2 separate regions of the Homo sapiens genome follow, and region 1 is linked to region 2. Evidence: chromatin loops called from intact Hi-C (ENCODE). Cell type or tissue: A673. All regions are shown on one strand. Each heading gives the region's core, and the rest is flanking DNA. Links, peaks and the distances in the headings are about the cores only.

Region 1 (8,309 bases), core at 2,750-6,749, 250 kb after region 2:
AGAACCAAAAATCTAACAGTAGAAATTTCTCTTGGGCAATAAAGACTTCCTTTACTCCCCCTCAAATAATTGAAAGCTTTCCTCTCTTTTCCCTTCTCTCACACATGGATTCAACATTTTCCACATTGGATCCATTTTGGCATTTTTCAACCTATTTCATCTCTAACAGTGAAAACACACTGCCTCTGTTTCTGTAATTATTTAGCTAAAGCCACAAAAACTGGATAATGTTCAAAGTTGGAAATAATAATCGATAAGTCCATTAGGGTCCTGCTTCTAATATTAATAACTATACTTTTAATATTGAGGTTATTCTTTTTTTGCTTTTGCTTTTATTTAAGTTGGAGATTATGCTTTGAATAAAGATGCTAGTATCTGTGCAAAATTGTTTATTTCATATATATGATGGATCCATAGCTAGGACCTAGGTGAGACCAATGCTTTCATCTTACCAGATCCATAGTCTCCTAGATTTGAAAGGAATCTTAGACTTTCGTAAGCCCTCTGCACTTGGTAGATACCTATAATAGACACCATATCTGCAATAGAGACATAATGCATTAATTAGAATTAAAGGGGACCGTTTATGTGTTAGGATTCTGGGTGCAAGTAAAAAAACACTCCAAATCATTTCAGCAAATATGGGAATTTACAGGCGCATTTAACAAACTGAATAAAAAAAGGGCCAAAGTGACTGCAATACTTTCGACATTATTTTTATCTCTCAGCTCTGCCTCCACATTGGTATGTCAGCTCTCTTATCCCTAGCTGGCTTTCAGAATCTGAAGGTTGGAGTCATAGCTGTCCCCCACTCTAGGCTCACATTTTTGAGCCTCACATTCCTGGTGGGAAAGGGACTCTGTCTCCACCCCTGATGAAAATAAATCCTGAGTGTGTACAACTGCCAAAACTCTGCAAATATACCCTTAAGATATGTGCATTTCATTGTATGTAATTTTTATAGCAAAAAGAAAGCCCACTGTAAACAAATACTGAATCTTACTTAATGAACACAAGCTGAAACATTTATGGAGATGTGTATAATATTTGCAATCCACTTTTAAATGCAACAAAAAGAAATTGAATTAATAGCTGGTGAGATGGATAGATATGAGATAAAGCAAATGTAATAAAATGTTAATGGCTACTGGTAGAGTTTGGGTGGCGGGTGTTCACGATACAGTTCTTTCAACTTTGTGATGTTTGAAAATTTTCATAATAAAAGGTTAGGGGCAGGAATTAATCCCAAGGAAAGATTGTACTTTAAGTAGCTTGGGTCCCTTACCCAGTGCTGAACCAATGTGAGGGTTAAGACACTGACTGCTCAGCTTCCATCAGTTGCCTGCCATGAAACCATCCACCACGACCTGAAAGGCATTGTCACATAGCTCTTGTTCAGGACACATGTTAGAGGAGGGAGCAGAAAGAAAAGAGTTTCCAGGGAAGCGTGATTCCCCGCAAAGAAAGGGGTAAAGCACAGACAAGTACTGGAGCACACCATCAGGAGGTAGGCAGCCACCGCATGTGACTCTTTGACCGTCTTCAGAACAACAGGGTGAATGGTAGGTTCTGAGTCCTGCACTATGATGAGGTCCCTCCTTGCCATTCTCAAATCAAAACTAGCAATGGAATCCGACTTTTCTCAGCCAGTGACTTTTAAATACATGCCACAAGGGATTGGAGGAAATAACAGAATATGCCAGAGTGTGAGTGACCAGTATTTCAGAGTGAAGACATACTTCTTTACAGATGGGCTAGCTTTCAACCATTTGCTAGATCCTGGTTTAAGAGTGAAGCAGTTTATGTCACTTAGCATCTCACTCCTGTGAAGCCCAGATTCCACAATAAAAAACAAACAATATATATATATTTTTTAGTTTAGTAGATTAGGTTAGCTTGTATGTAAAGGGGAGGTTAATCTTTTCCTCCCTGCCAAGAGAGGGCTTAAGCACTTGTTCTTTAGTACAATTATGTATTAATGTATGTATTTTTGTACTCAATTATTAAAAGGCCCAAATTTCTTTCTCTCTGACTCTCTGTCTTGCTATCCAACTTTTGGATATTGGCTTTTATCAGGAATTTTAATAGTCAGCATTAGGAGATAATACACCCTTGCCTACAAAATTCAAAACACATTTGCATAGTTTTTAATTGACAGGAACATGAGGTCAGGTTTGCTAAATGAAGCCGGGTGTCCTCAAATTGGCTGAGAAAGGGTGTACATTAGCCAAGGCCATCTCAGCCTTTTGTCTTTTCCCACTTGATTCAGGAGCATCCTAGATGCTCCTCCATTCTTTCCTCCACTACCGCCTCCCACACATCAAAACTAGTAACTCAAGCCGCTCCTGACAGTCCCAGGCCAGAGCAGGGAAAGAGCAGTTTCAGGACCAGCCAGCCGTTTCACCCAGGGTGGCAAAATCCCAGAACTCTACAAAACGACCAGCAACTACAGAGTCAACCACACAGGCTTTTTTGAATGGATTTTTTCCCCCAAAATTTTATAGCCATTCATTTCTTCAATAGCTGCAGCAGTAGTTTTCAAATTATATTATGATAAAGAAAAAAAATCCCTGGAAGCTCTGTATCTGAAACTGTTGCTGTTTCCTTCTGCCTAGCTCTCCAAAGTTATAAATATAAATTTAAGGAGCAATAATGATAACATCAGCTAGCATGTATCCAGAACTTGTGATACACCACACACAATGCTATTCCCTTTACATATAGTAGCTCATTTAATATTCTCAACTACCTAATGATGTGGTTTCTATTAATATTTCCATTTTACACATGAACAAATTGGGGCATACAGAAGTTGAACAATCTGCCCCAAGTCACATGGTTAGGAAGTGGCAGAACTCGGGTTCAAAGTCAGAGATGGTGCTTTCACTACTATGACATGAAATTGAAGAAATTCTAAAGGGAATTGTCTTCCCAAGATCACACAGGAGCAGGGACTGGAAACCTGAATTTGCTACTTGGAACTCTGGGTCCTTTTCTGGTACAGTACAAATAGAACTGCGGGACTCCTGAGAACTTTCTCATAAAGAAGGGAAGGAGAGCCATCCCAGAGTGCAGTGACTTGGGTTTTCCAACCTTACACTTACAGAATTTGGTTAAAGGTCACAAATTGTGTCTATGTGAGTGGGAACTGCTCAAAAAAGACCAATAGATTTGGCCAAATCAGCTCAACCCAATCTATAAAGGTATCCGATGAGACAAGACCAGAGTTCCTGGGTTCATGGTGCCTAAGACTACAGTCAATAGAAGATGCTGGATCTCTGCCTCGTTCCAATTGTTTACACATATGGGGACCCTACCATGGTCTGACCGAGGCCAATGAAGAAAAAGAACAATGAGATGAGCAAAACAAATATCAGATTTCCACTTTGAATCAGTGGTTCTCAACTTAGAATCTTAATATGATTCTTTTTTGTAGCGAAAACTTTCAAACATACACAAAAGTAGAGAAAATGGTGTAACAAATCCCACGTATCCAGCACCTAACTTGCACAATTATCACCACCTTGCCCTCTTGCTCAGATCTTTTTAAAAATAGAAACTGTAAAACCTCACTCTAGAAAAGTGCCATTCAATAGGTGGGATCTCAGGATCTGCATCTTTTTCAAAGCTCTCCATGCAATTCTGATGAGCGACCTGGTTGGGGCTGCCTCACCCCTGCTCTTAGAACTGGGGACTGCTTAGAATGGCAATCATTAAAAAGTCAGGAAACAACAGGTGCTGGAGAGGATGTGGAGAAATAGGAACACTTTTACACTGTTGGTGGGACTGTAAACTAGTTCAACCATTGTGGAAGTCAGTGTGGTGATTCCTCAGGGATCTAGAACTAGAAATACCATTTGACCCAGCCATCCCATTACTGGGTATATACCCAAAGGACTATAAATCATGCTGCTATAAAGACACATGCACATGTATGTTTATTGTGGCACTATTCACAATAGCAAAGACTTGGAACCAACCCAAATGTCCAACAATGATAGACTGGATTAAGAAAATGTGGCACATATACACCATGGAATACTATGCAGCCATAAAAAATGATGAGTTCATGTCCTTTGTAGGGACATGGATGAAATTGGAAATCATCATTCTCAGTAAACTATCGCAAGGACAAAAAACCAAACACCTCGTGTTCTCACTCATAGGTGGGAATTGAACAATGAGATCACATGGACACAGGAAGGGGAACATCACACTCTGGGGACTGTTGTGGGGTGGGGAGAGGGGGGAGGGATAGCATTAGGAGATATACCTAATACTAACTGACGAGTTAATGGGTGCAGCACACCAGCATGGCACATGTATACATATGTAACTGACCTGCACTATGTGCCCATGTATCCTAAAACTTAAAGTATAATAATAATAAAATAAAATAAAATAAAAGAACTGGGGACTGCATCTGCCTGAAAGAGGTAAGAAGGCTTCCCTGGAGTTGATGGCATGGCATTACATGACTTACAAGAAGAGATTCGAACATTCAGAAGTTTAACTGCCAGGGCCCATGCAGGAAAGAATTCATTCCAGGTGATTTGAATGAAGAAGATGTAAGGACAGAGGAGAGGGCAGGTTAAGGAAAAGTTAGGGTGGTTGATGCATCCAGAGACTAGCAACAATAGGAGGCTATTACCAGCCTCCTAGGGCCATTACCAGCCCTGGGGCCCAGGGCCAAGACAATTGCTAGAGTCTACTGAAAACTAGAACCATAGATAAGGAGCTAATTGGCAGAAGCTGTAATTTGAAGTAATTGAGCGCAGCTACTTCTAGAGACATACTACAGAAGCAGAGGGCTCAGAAGTTATACACTGACCTCTCTTCCCACTCTCCTGTCTCCTACCGGGGCCTCTCAATGGCCAAACTCAACTCAAAATCAGCCAGCACACCAAGAGATGTATCTGCAGGGATCAGCCTCCCAGGGCACAGAGAAGAGCAGAGAATGCATCTGGGGAGCAGAACAAGATGGGAAATGGGGGCAGAAAATAATCAGCAGGGGAATAAGTCAGTCCTTCCTGTCCCTGGAGTGAGAGGAAATGGCTGATGCTTCCTGGAGTCAGTCTGACACTTCTCAGCCCTAGAAGATGCCAAGTCTAAGAGCAGAGGGATTGCCTAATCCTTGATAATATCAGTCCAAAACTTTTGTCATGGATGGCATTGAGAATGCTTTGGTGGAACAGATGAATGTACCCCTTTCCTCACAGTCAAGCTGTACTCCATGGGGGCAAAAGTTCAAGACTGTAATCATTGCATATTTAAGTTGTCACAGTGGAGAGGCCTGGCTTAATTTTTTTTTAAGTTAACATTATTTACTGGTCACAGGGACATTAGTTCTCAGTGAAATGCAGTTAAAGGCGATTACCTCCTCATTGCCACTTATTCTCAATTTACCAACTAAAAGGACAATGTGGGGGTTCTGAGCACAGAAGTTTTATGGAGCCCATTTTCCCCTTGAAATCTTGAACGCTATTATTTGCCAGTTGTTTAAAAGCTAGCATTTCAGTTTTCAAAGCTACAATCACATTTATTTTCTGGTTAAAGAGCAGGAGAAGAAAAACAACTCCCCAGGTTGAAGTTAATGTTTTTAACTCCTTCTCCCCAAGAGACATATACATATGCAAGCTTGCACCTCTAGGCTCTGGAAACATGATAAGCCATGTAACTGCTCCGAACCAGGGAACTGTAATAAAACCAGAGCATCTAAACACAAGGCAGAGGAACCCGAGAAGGAAGGTAAAATTCTAAGCAGTCTCCTTTGAAAGGGTCACTGACCAACTGGGGCATACACAAAAGAAGGAGTGATCAGAGTGACAACAGACATTGAGGGTCTCTGTTTGTCTCCAGTTTTCTGAAGGAATGGAATAACTAATTATATGCTTTCAAAGGGCAGAACTAGAACCAATCATTACAGGAAAATCCCTTTCACCTCAGAAGGAAGAAGCTGATAACTGATTTATTCACTGCTTCAGTGCTGTACTTAGTGCTTGACTTATAAAGGGCACTCAATGTTTGCCAAATGAAAGGTCATCACGGGCACTGGTCAGTGGTAAAAACTGCCACTGTAGCTAGAGAGCTACGTGTCACTAAACAGAGTGTCCGGTGATTCAGAATTCAAAGCCCGGTTGAGCCCTTGCAGGGAGCACTGTTGAGTGCATCCCTGTATGCGACGGACAATTGAATCTGTTCTGTTTCTGGGGTTGATCAATTCTAAAGCTAATGGTGCTCCAGTGGACTAGAACTTGGTCAGGAGTGGAGGGTAAGGAAGTTATCAGGGCAAGTCCGTCCTCATTCCTGGGGATGATCAGAAGTGGAAGGTAAATCTCAGAAATTCCCCCCATGTTGGGGATAAAGCCAGCCTCTCAGATTAGAAAAATAAAAAGCCAATGTGAGGACTCCCTGAGAAGACATCTGAATATTTTCCCTTGTTGGAAAAGAAGAACCAGGAGTTGAGTCCACCATAGCCTATGTGGAGGAGTAGGATTTCAAGAGACAGGGCAAAGGTGTTTCTGCTAGGTGCAGGCAAAGGAAGAAGGCCAGGAGGATTATTTAGAAGTTGACCTTTAAGCAGCCAAATGACATCCATCCCTCCAAACTTCTAAAGGTAACAAGCAAGAAAATGAAGCCATCGTTTCAGCACCAGCAATTGTAACGTAAGCCTGTGAGTATCTCCCTCCACCCCACCCACCACCAAGTGAACACCTTTAAATATCCGCGATTTTGCATACAGTTAATTAAAGAATGTAGTTTGATTGCTCATCTCATCTGTTCTATAGTTGTGAGTCAATGTATGGAATTTACACTCTGGCTTTGATTCATCTCTGAGCATTCAATTTAGCAGGGAAATTTTCCTTCTCTCTTTCGACTTGGGATCCTGGCTCTTTAAATTCTATCCTTATTGCCAGGCTGTTGTCATGGAGAAAAATAACTTTAAGTAGCTCTTTGGAAAGCTTTGAGTTGCTGTTCCTTGCTATTTAAAGATCCCCCAGTAAAACGAAAAGTACACTCTGTTTCCATATAAGGCTCTGCCACTCCAAGGCAAGAGTGTCACTGGGGTTTGGTTCTGTGTGCTTATAGCAGTGTAAGACATGTCCCAAGCATCTGGGGATCACGTTTGCTAAGCATGTCTACCCAGCTTGGGAAGGCAAAAGAAAATCAGAAATCAAGACTCTGCAATCTGAAATCTTTGATTGACGGGGCTCCGGAATCATTATGAGCTGAAGCAAACGAGACAAGCCAAATCTTATAATCACCATCTATTCTGCCTCCCACCTGAAGTATTTGCTGTTATGTGGCCTTACTAAATTGCTATAATCCATTTCCCTGCCACCTCCTAGTGAAATATCCAGTATCTCAAACTTTCTTCGATTCAATTCACAAGCATATATTAAACATGTAAAATAGGTCCAGTTATTTGCTGGACATTGTAGGGATCCCAAAATATAGAGCAAGCTTCCAATTAAAGTAAGGTTGGAGAGATAAGACAACACAGATGAAATGCCAAGTGATATAGAATATGTGATTCCCAACTTTGGCTGATGACTGGACACAACCATGGAGCTGTATTACCAGGCCCTTGCATCTGATTTACGCACCCAGAGACTCTAGAAGCAGGCCCCAAGAATCAGTAAGGTTCTGCCCTGTGTGGATGACTGAGGTCTGTATGACTTCTAATAAGATCATGTCTCTGAGCCTCAATTTTCTTATCTATAAAATAAAGAAAATGGTCTAGATGGCCCCTGTGTTCTTCTTTCTCTAGCATTCTAGGATTTTGCTATTTAAAGAACTAATATATATGGTATAGATAAAATCGATGCAAAAAGTCAAAGAAGGCTTCATGAACAACGTGGGACCTGGGAGCAAAAAGAAACTGCCAATGGGTGTAGAATGGTTCTAAGTATGGACTTTAGAATCAGACATCCTTAGATTTGACTCTCAGCTCTGCAACATACTGGCTGTATGACCTTAGCCAAGCAATTTAACCTCACTGGTTATTCATTTCTTATCTATAAAATGGGGATAATAATAATATCTGCTTCTTGGACTTTTTATGGGGATTCAACCAAACAATGTAGATAAAGCACAAAGAATACTCATAATAATCATCAATTATGAGTAAGTGAATATTTAAATAATTTATTTGTCTTCTTAGTTATCAAGGAAAATATTTTGCCCACTTGAAGAGGGCCTTTTCTCTTTTGTGAGGGAAATATTTGCCTCATCACATAAAGACATTAGGTTTTAAAGGAATGACTTTAGAGATCGGATGATGTATTCATTCTGTTATTTACTAAATA
Region 2 (8,309 bases), core at 2,979-6,978:
TACATATGCCATTGTCAATTTTAAAATAGTTTAATATAGTCAGTTGAAATATGAACATATAGCACACCTTGTTGTGATGATTTATTCAAGATAGATTTAGTTTTGAGCGTTTTTTGCATTGGAGATAACATGATTGAAAACAAGTATTCATTTATATATTGGAGTTCAGTGTATGCTTTTCTTTGAAAAAATTCTCTCTCTAAAAATGTTGAAAAAAACTGATCTAGAGAATATCTTAGGGGTTGAGTTTTCACTGGTGGTATATATATATGAAAGTCTGTTTTGATTGTTGTTTAGCTTTTTGTTTTGTTTTGTTTCATTGTAATTGAAGAACCACTCTTCTGCCCCTACCTCTCTGTCATAGGAGCCTAGTTTAGTATCCTCAATGGCTCACTAGAGACAGATCTGCTGTAAACCCTAGGCCATTTCTCTGGCCTAGTAAGATGGTATGAATACCTGTTGAAGGTTTTCTTTGCTGTCCTGGCACGGGGAGAACTCTACGTATGGTGGAGGGTGCCGGAGATTGACTCTGTTTTAAAATGACAAAACTTTTAAGCATCTAATTAATATATATCAGAAGACAGCTGTATCCTTGGATACAGCAGGAAATGTCCTGAATTTTAGTAATTATATTAATGAGTGTTTATGGAAAGCCCTTGCTAAATTGAAATAAAATGGTTCTTTTAGTAGTGTTGGACAGCTATGATACTTTCTGGACTACTTGGTTTGGAATCATAAATTTATCTGTGAAATAGCACTTGGCTCTGGGTTGATATAATTTTTTCTTTCCCCAAAGATCAGAGCCAGATTTACTGTGGCACTAATGAAGCTTAACCTCCAGGGTCATTTCCTTATATGGGCCCCCAGGATAGCTGGGAGTTTCTGGGAGTTGTAGAGTGTTCTGATTGGGAGGGGAGCCAGGTTGCAATCAGGAAGGACTTTTCTTTAAGCATTTCTGGTAACTTACCTAGAGAGAAAGAATTTAATCTCTAAGTCTCCAGGAAGTTTCTGTGATTTTTTTTTCACGTTTTAAATTGAAATTTACTTCTATGACTTATTTTATAATTAAAAGACTCTGTTCTTTTCACAAAGAGGGTCCTCTCAGTTGTTTAAACCTCAGGCCCCATATAAACTCTTACCTACCCCTGGATAAGATGGGGTTTTTTAATGTTATGGGTTTTTAAATTATAAAAATATAACAGGGCTTCAGTATCTCATATGTACAAATTGAAAAAAGCATCCTCTCTGAACAGAAGTAGTAACAGGGTACATGGCTTGGAGTGCCCCATGGGCTTGATGCCCTTCTGCAGTGTACAATATGCACTATTGCATATGGCAACCCTGGTGTCAACTTAGGGATGCAGAGAGGTTTATAGATAGAAATGAAGATTACTTATGATCCCACCCAAAAATAACCAGAGTTCACATTTTGATGGAGAATATCTTTACATATACATATATACACACAATTAGTATCATATTACATATGCAATTTTTATCACCTTTTTTGCGTAGTATTATATATTAAATATGTTTCCAGGTAGTGAAATACTCTTTGAAATACCATCTATAATTGGCTGCATAATAGTCCATCATAGGGTTATTTCTTAATTTATTTTATATTCTTCTAATATTGGTCATTAGGTTGGTACTTACTTTTTCTATCATAAATAATATTGCATAGGCTATCTATGCATACATTTTAGTTTTAGCTTCTGAATAGTTCCTTAGGACAGATTCCTGGAAGAGGAGTTATGGGTCAAACAGTGTGAACTTTAATTTAAAGCACAAAAGTCATGTTTGCAAAGCATTTCCCTGAAATATGATTCAAACACACAGACTACTAGTACCTCATTATACTCCATGACGTGGCTTTAATAAAGGCAATGGGTACTTATTCAGGTTGCCCCTTTTAGTTTCTGATAATCCTCTACAGTGTTGATTTGGTCATGTGACTCTAGACCACAAAAACAACTCACCCGAGACAATTTAATGTCTGACCTAAATTTTGCAAAATGATCTCATTTCTTTACCCTGGAGTGAAGCAGATACTCATGTCTGACAGAGTTATAAGTAACTCAAATCAAAGTATTGATCAGCAGTGGATATGTTAGTTTCCAGTGGGAGGATTAGGTTGGAGAAACCAATCCATTATTGCCTGTATCAGACATCTCACTGAAAAGCAATTGGGCTAATGATACCAACTTATAATTGACGATTTATTTTAGCTAGAAAGTCAAGAATAGCTCACTGTATTGTCATGGCATCTGTTAAGAGGATACTGTTGAAGATGGCAGATTCCAAATTTGATGCTCTTCTTTTTTCATGTACTTTCTTCAAAAAAGAGAACTATTTCTTTTTTTCTTAAATGGAAAGCAGAAATGGCTCCTTATCTTCTCTTGCTGACCTCTAAGAACACATATTTTGACATTTAATTAGAATTCTGTTCTGCCCACCTGAGCTTTGCTAGTGTCAGAGTTCTATCTCCTCAATTAAACTGTATGGAATTTATCAGAGTTTAATAATCAGTGTCCTTGCTTTCATAAAATGGAATCACATAACCTTAGGAAACCTAAACAGACCCTTGAAATCTTGTAGGCCAGAGTTGAAAACCTGTAGCCTCTAGACTGAGTTTGACCTATAGTCTGACCTATGTTTAGTTTGGTTTACAGTGTTTCTTTATCTTAGGGATAATAATAGATAATATCTATTGAGAGCTTACTATGTGCATTTTTCTGGGTCTTTTACATGTGCTGTGTCATTTAAACTTGGCAATAATCTTATGAAGTAATATTATTATTTTCTTTATTTTATAAGAAAACCACAGCATAGAGATTCGAAAGAACTTGCCTGATACTGAAGTTAGTAAGAGGTAGACCTGGGATTTGAACATAAGACATTCTAGCTCTAAAACCCACCTTCCTAACTGCTACAAGGAATGATTTGCCAACATTAAAGAAAAAAAAAGCCAAGAGATTTCACATAATTGTGGGATTCATGCCTTCTATTGAACAATTGTGAGACATAATAAGAACTCACTGGAGATGGAGAGTGTCTTCCCCTTTTGATAGGATACTTGCTCTTGAATTTGTCTTTATTTATCTGATCCACTTCTCTCATTTGTAAAACAGCTTTACCTTTGTTGGCATTTATGACTCCTGATCTAATTCATTGTTTCTCAGCTGGGGTGATTTCCCCCCCAGGGACATTTAGCAATGTTTAGAGACATATTTGATGGTCACAACTGGTGTGTGTGTGTGGCGGGGGAGGGGTGCTACTAGTATCTAGTGGATAGAGGCTGAGGATGCTGCTAGGCATCTAAAGAATTGTTTTCTCCAAAGTATGAGGCTAAGGTTGAGAAACCCTGATCTAATTAATCTTCTCCATTTCATAGATGAGAAAGCTGAGACCTGAAAGAACGTGGCTTACTCCAGGTCCCAAGAAGGCAGGGTCGGGGTGGGATGAGAGTTCACATTTCTCGATTCTTTTGGCTATTTCCTGGCTATGAGCTTCATAAAGCTTGAACAGAGATTTTTTATAAATGATAGATATCTAGTCTGTTTTGTTAAGATGAGAAAAAGAGAACTAAATATTACAGTAGTTTTGAAAAATCTTTATTGTCTAATCTAATGGATGAAAGATTTGCTAATTAAGAATCCTCTAATTAGCCTTAAGTGAAAAATTGTATGGCTTCAAAGCAGCTGCCAGAATCCAACTATAAATCACACCCTATTCAAAGAGTCTATAATACTGTATTTATGATATAACATGCACATCTTGGCTGGGAATATTATTGATTTTTCTTCCTAAAGTGTATGGTTTACAAGGAAGAGAAGAGACATTACTTTTAGTTTTGACTCAATGAATAAACAAAACCAGGAAATTCATAGCAGATCTCTACATCATGTCCTTAATTGTGGGTTTCTATGATTTTGTAGTCTGGCGAGATAAGGTGGTAGTTTTACCTCAAATCTCTGAACTTTGCTTTGTGTAGATTCCACCCGGACTGTTGCCATGGTTCAACTAACATGTTTTGAGGTTGAACATTTCCAAGACTTCTTGTAGACTGAAACGGGTTACACAGGCCTGTTGCCTTCATTATTGTCTCAACACTAATCTAGGGGCAGGGGAAGACAAAGAGCTGGGAGCTTTACACATGTATGATGAATGGAATAATAACTAAAGTTTCCTCTATGGTAGACACTGCTGAAAGTGCTTTGTGTGAATTATCTTATTTATCACATTTAACCAGCATTTCCTGCACCAGACTCTGTTGATACATGAGAACAATATCTTACATAATCAAAAGTCTAAGTCCTTTTACTAAGGAGTAAAAGTCCAGGGTTGGTTAATGTGGTGACTTATCAATACCTTCAAGAGTTCAGGTTCTTCCCATCATGTTGATCTGTTCTTCTCAGAGTGGCTGAATTGGTCTCAGGGGAGATAGACTGAGGTAGCAGTATGGCTGCTGCAGTTCTGGGCATCACATGACAACATCCAATGGAAGGAAAAAGATCATTGCTTTCTCAAAGTGTCTTTTTAAAAGAGTTCCATACAGAAACCTTTCCAGAGCCCCCAGTCCCTCACATAAATCCCTTCACAATTGTTTGGCTAGAATTATGTCATTTTTCCTTTCCTTAGCTACTAACTGGCAAAGTAAGTGGAGTAGCTATTATGGGCATCAGTGAAACATCAGATCGTGAGAAGGAGGGTCAGCTAAACAATATCAGCATTCTATTAACAGAAAGAAGAGGGGATGGCTGATAGGAAACCAACAGGGTCTTCCACAACCATGTTGAGTTAGGTTGAGCCTCTGTTGCTGCTGCCTCACCTCTGGGCATGATAGAAGCCCTTGCCTGAGCAAGTGGGTCAAATTCTATGCTGCAGGATTACTTAGTCAAATTTCTAGGGGCTCAGAACAATGCTAGTGCCTCCTTCTATCTAAGAAAGGGCAGAAAGAATAGGTTACCCCGCTGGCATGCTAAGAGCTGTAGCTCCTCATGCCCGATTGTTAATAGGTCATCCCCAGTGGCAGTGACCACTAGAGAGCAAGCAGTGACTCCGCAAGCTGATTCCAAGAAAGAACTGAATTCATACCTACCGTAAGCTAATCAGCTTCCCCTCTCGAACCCAAGGGAAGACCTGGGTCTTCCTCACCCTGATTTGGTGACAAGTTTGCTCCTTTGAGAAGTCCCATGAGGTTCATTTTCAGCTGCTTTCATCCAAATTAACATCAGTGAGGAACCCAATGTTGAAAACTGCATTCCTTCACTGCATGATGGGCCCTTTCTCCTGGGATTACTATAGACTTTCTCAAGCAAATCAGTGATTATATTGGCTATTTGTGGTCGGTGGAGTTCCTGAGTCTGAATCCTAACTCCACCAACTGCTAGTGAGGACCTGGTGAGTTACTTAATTTCTCTAAACCTCAGTCTCCCCAGCTGTAAAATGTAGATAATGATCACAATAACCCCTGTCTCTCAGCATGCTATTCCCTGTGCAGATTAAAAGAGAATATTGATGCAAAGTGTTTAGAACAGGGCCCGACATATAGAAGGTCTTTATGAGTAGTAACTATTAACATGATCACTTAGGACACATGCAAAAGTTCTAGGGTATTCTATATCTGACCAACTAACACATTTCGGTAGTCAGCATAAAGATCTAGAGTCAGACAAATAGGTTTCTTTCTTTCCTTCCTTCCCTTCCTTCCTTCCTTCCTTCCTTCCTTCCTTCCTTCCTTCCTTCCTTCCTTCTTTCCCTCCCTCCCTCCCTCCTTCTCTCTTTCTTTCTTTCTTTTCTTTCTTTCTTTCTTCCTTCCTTCCTTCCTTCCTTCCTTCCTTCCTTCCTTCTTTCTTTCTTTCTTTCTTTCTTTCTTTCTTTCTTTCTTTCTTTCTTTCTTTCTTTCTTTCTTTCTTTCTTTCTTGTTTTCTTTCTTCTTGCTTTGTCACCCAGGCTAGAGTGCAGTGGCACAATCTCTGCAACCTCTGCCCCCTGGATTCAAACAATTCTCCCACCTCAGCCTCCTGAGTAGCTGGGACTACAAGGGTACACTATCAGGCCTGGATAATTTTTTTTTGTTTTGTTTTTGTATTTTTAGTAGAGATGTTGGCCAGGCTGGTCTCAAACTCCTGACCTCAAGTGATCCGCCCACCTCAGCCTCCCAAAGTGCTGGGATTACAGGCATGAGCCACTGTGCCCAGCCTAGAGTCAGACAAATAGGTTTCTTCTAATTCTGGCTAGTCATGTGAGCCTTAATTTTGTCTCCTGAAACATGTCCTATAAATGTAAAACAATACTGTTGTGAGAATTCAGTAAAATTATGCACCCAATGCTTAATTTAATATAACTGCTATTAACAATATTCCAATTTTCAGTGACAAGATTGTGTATCTGCCAAGACTAAGTGTATCTTTTTCTCTGCCAAAACTAAGCGCATGTATGTTCCGGAGCTCTACGTTTGAGGTTTTTGTTTTGTTTTGTTTTGTTTTTTCCCTCTCCTTCCACTCTTGGTATCACAGGAGTGCTCTCCAGGCCTCCAGAGACTGTGGAAGTTTGTTTAAGCTTCTGATTTACAAACTGGCTGGCAGGTCCCTCCTCCCCCACCTTCAAAGCCCCGGGCCTAATAGGGATGCAAATGTCTCCCCTGGCAGCTCAGCATTGCTTCTGTCACTGAGGGAAGGCCCTTGGCCATCCATGGCAGGACGCTGAGAAAAAGGACCCCTCCCTGGGGCTCTCCATCTTTGTGGAGAGAAAATGATGATGATGTATGAGACAGCCGTGCCTTTGGAGTCTAAGGAGGACATGACAGACAGGATAATATGGGAGGAAAACCTTGTCTTCGTAATGGAGACTGATGGCCTCTGCCTGTCTTAAGCTACCATTGTCAGGGCTGGGCTGAGTGGGGCCTGCTCCTGAGGAACATCACTGGGTGGCAGGTTCGGTATGTCAGACATGCCACCGTCAGTGGTAGCCTTCAACCCAGGTGGGGGAGGCGGGCAACCAAATGAAGGCGTGTGTGGGGTTGTTGAGTGGATCCCAGACCGCCTTGGGATGACATGCATGTTTGTCAGGTGTGACAGTCCTAACTTGATTGGCTTTTCTTTACCTTTTTTTTTTTTTTTTTGGCCTCCTCCTTACACCTTTAACTTCTCCCTGCTCTCCTTCCCTCCCGAAACAACTAAGTGAAACTGAAACTCTAAAACTTAAATATTAAAAAAACGGGTCCCAAATTCTCACCAAACCCCTCCTGTTCCCACTTCAGGCCCCTACTTGGCCTCAGGAAAGAAAGCTTAAAGCGAAAGTAGGAATGTCATCTTTAGAAATCATCTTTTGGAGCAGTTTTATTAATTTTACTTCTCTGTGGTTACCACATGTTTGGGGAAGACAATTGATTTCACAGATCTGTGTGGGAGGCTGAAGATTTGGCTCTGAGGCAGCAGAGAAAACCTACAAGAACGGGCGCACTAATTGACATACAGCAAAAGTCTATTCTTTAAGGAAACTTTTCTCTTAGTGCTTGTTATGTTAAAATGTAATACTAAATTCTTAATTCAATTGTATTTTTTTAAAGAGAGTTTCAATTTTCTTCTTCCTCTACCCATGTACTCCTCCAATCACTCTTCCCAAGATTTCCACTTAGGACATTAAAAGGTAAACCAGACCAAGTGTGAAATCATAAAGTTGGCTTCAAAGACAATACCAATGGCTGGAGGAGTGTCCAGGCCCAGGGCTCCAACAGAAATGAGCCCTCGCTGCCTGGGAAGGAACCAGCACTTTTGTTTCTGCCCCTGTTTTGGAACCTCCAATTTAGGGATTCCTGGTCTGAGCAAGATCTCAGCAAGGTTGGGGGAGGTAGGTGATTAATGGTCAATGCATGAGCCTTCCTGGATTTGGCACAATCCCACCCTCAGCCACAGAGGTCACTGTTGTAGTACCTCACTGGTTCTTCTTAAGAGGGAGGGGACTCTATTGTTGGATGCTTTCAGATGTCAACCTAAATGACTACATCATCCAGATAGAAATCAGTTCTGATTCTAAATAAATAATAGGCCAAGCCAGAAAAAAAATCTCTATCACTAGATCTGTGGGTGGTGGTGGGTACGTAGCTGCTGTTTTCGAGCTTTAAATGTGGGTTCTTTGGCATTAGCTTTATTTGAAATAGGAGTGGTAGCTCTTCACGCCCTCTGAAAAGTTCATAGCCCACCTTACAGGAGATGGTAGCCTGCAGTGTTTGATGTTACTAATTATATTGCCCTTGTGGGAAGAGGACAGGGTGCTTTAGAAAACTCACAGAAGACAGGGTTCTT

Evidence for each region. Peaks named below come from ENCODE experiments on the same cell type or tissue, not always from the same donor. Only the 100,000 strongest peaks of a DNase experiment are listed, where the experiment ranks them.
Region 1: a loop joins it to region 2, with 9 times the contacts of the local background. A loop is called at or near these places in 2 of 110 quality-filtered maps.

The regions. Positions count from the first base shown.
Region 1 is chr10:62,440,861-62,449,169 of GRCh38, reverse strand. It overlaps a transcript of ZNF365 not described here. Among named protein-coding and RNA genes, the nearest start is that of ZNF365, 71 kb to the right of the region's middle. In A673, for the core only: no CTCF peak of the experiment used is centred there; a DNase peak (open chromatin) is centred at 5,069; H3K27ac peaks cover 1,423 bases.
Region 2 is chr10:62,690,624-62,698,932 of GRCh38, reverse strand. No RefSeq gene overlaps it. Among named protein-coding and RNA genes, the nearest start is that of ADO, 110 kb to the left of the region's middle. RefSeq lists an enhancer at 7,441-7,610. In A673, for the core only: no CTCF peak of the experiment used is centred there; DNase peaks (open chromatin) are centred at 5,442, 5,992 and 6,542; H3K27ac peaks cover 3,252 bases.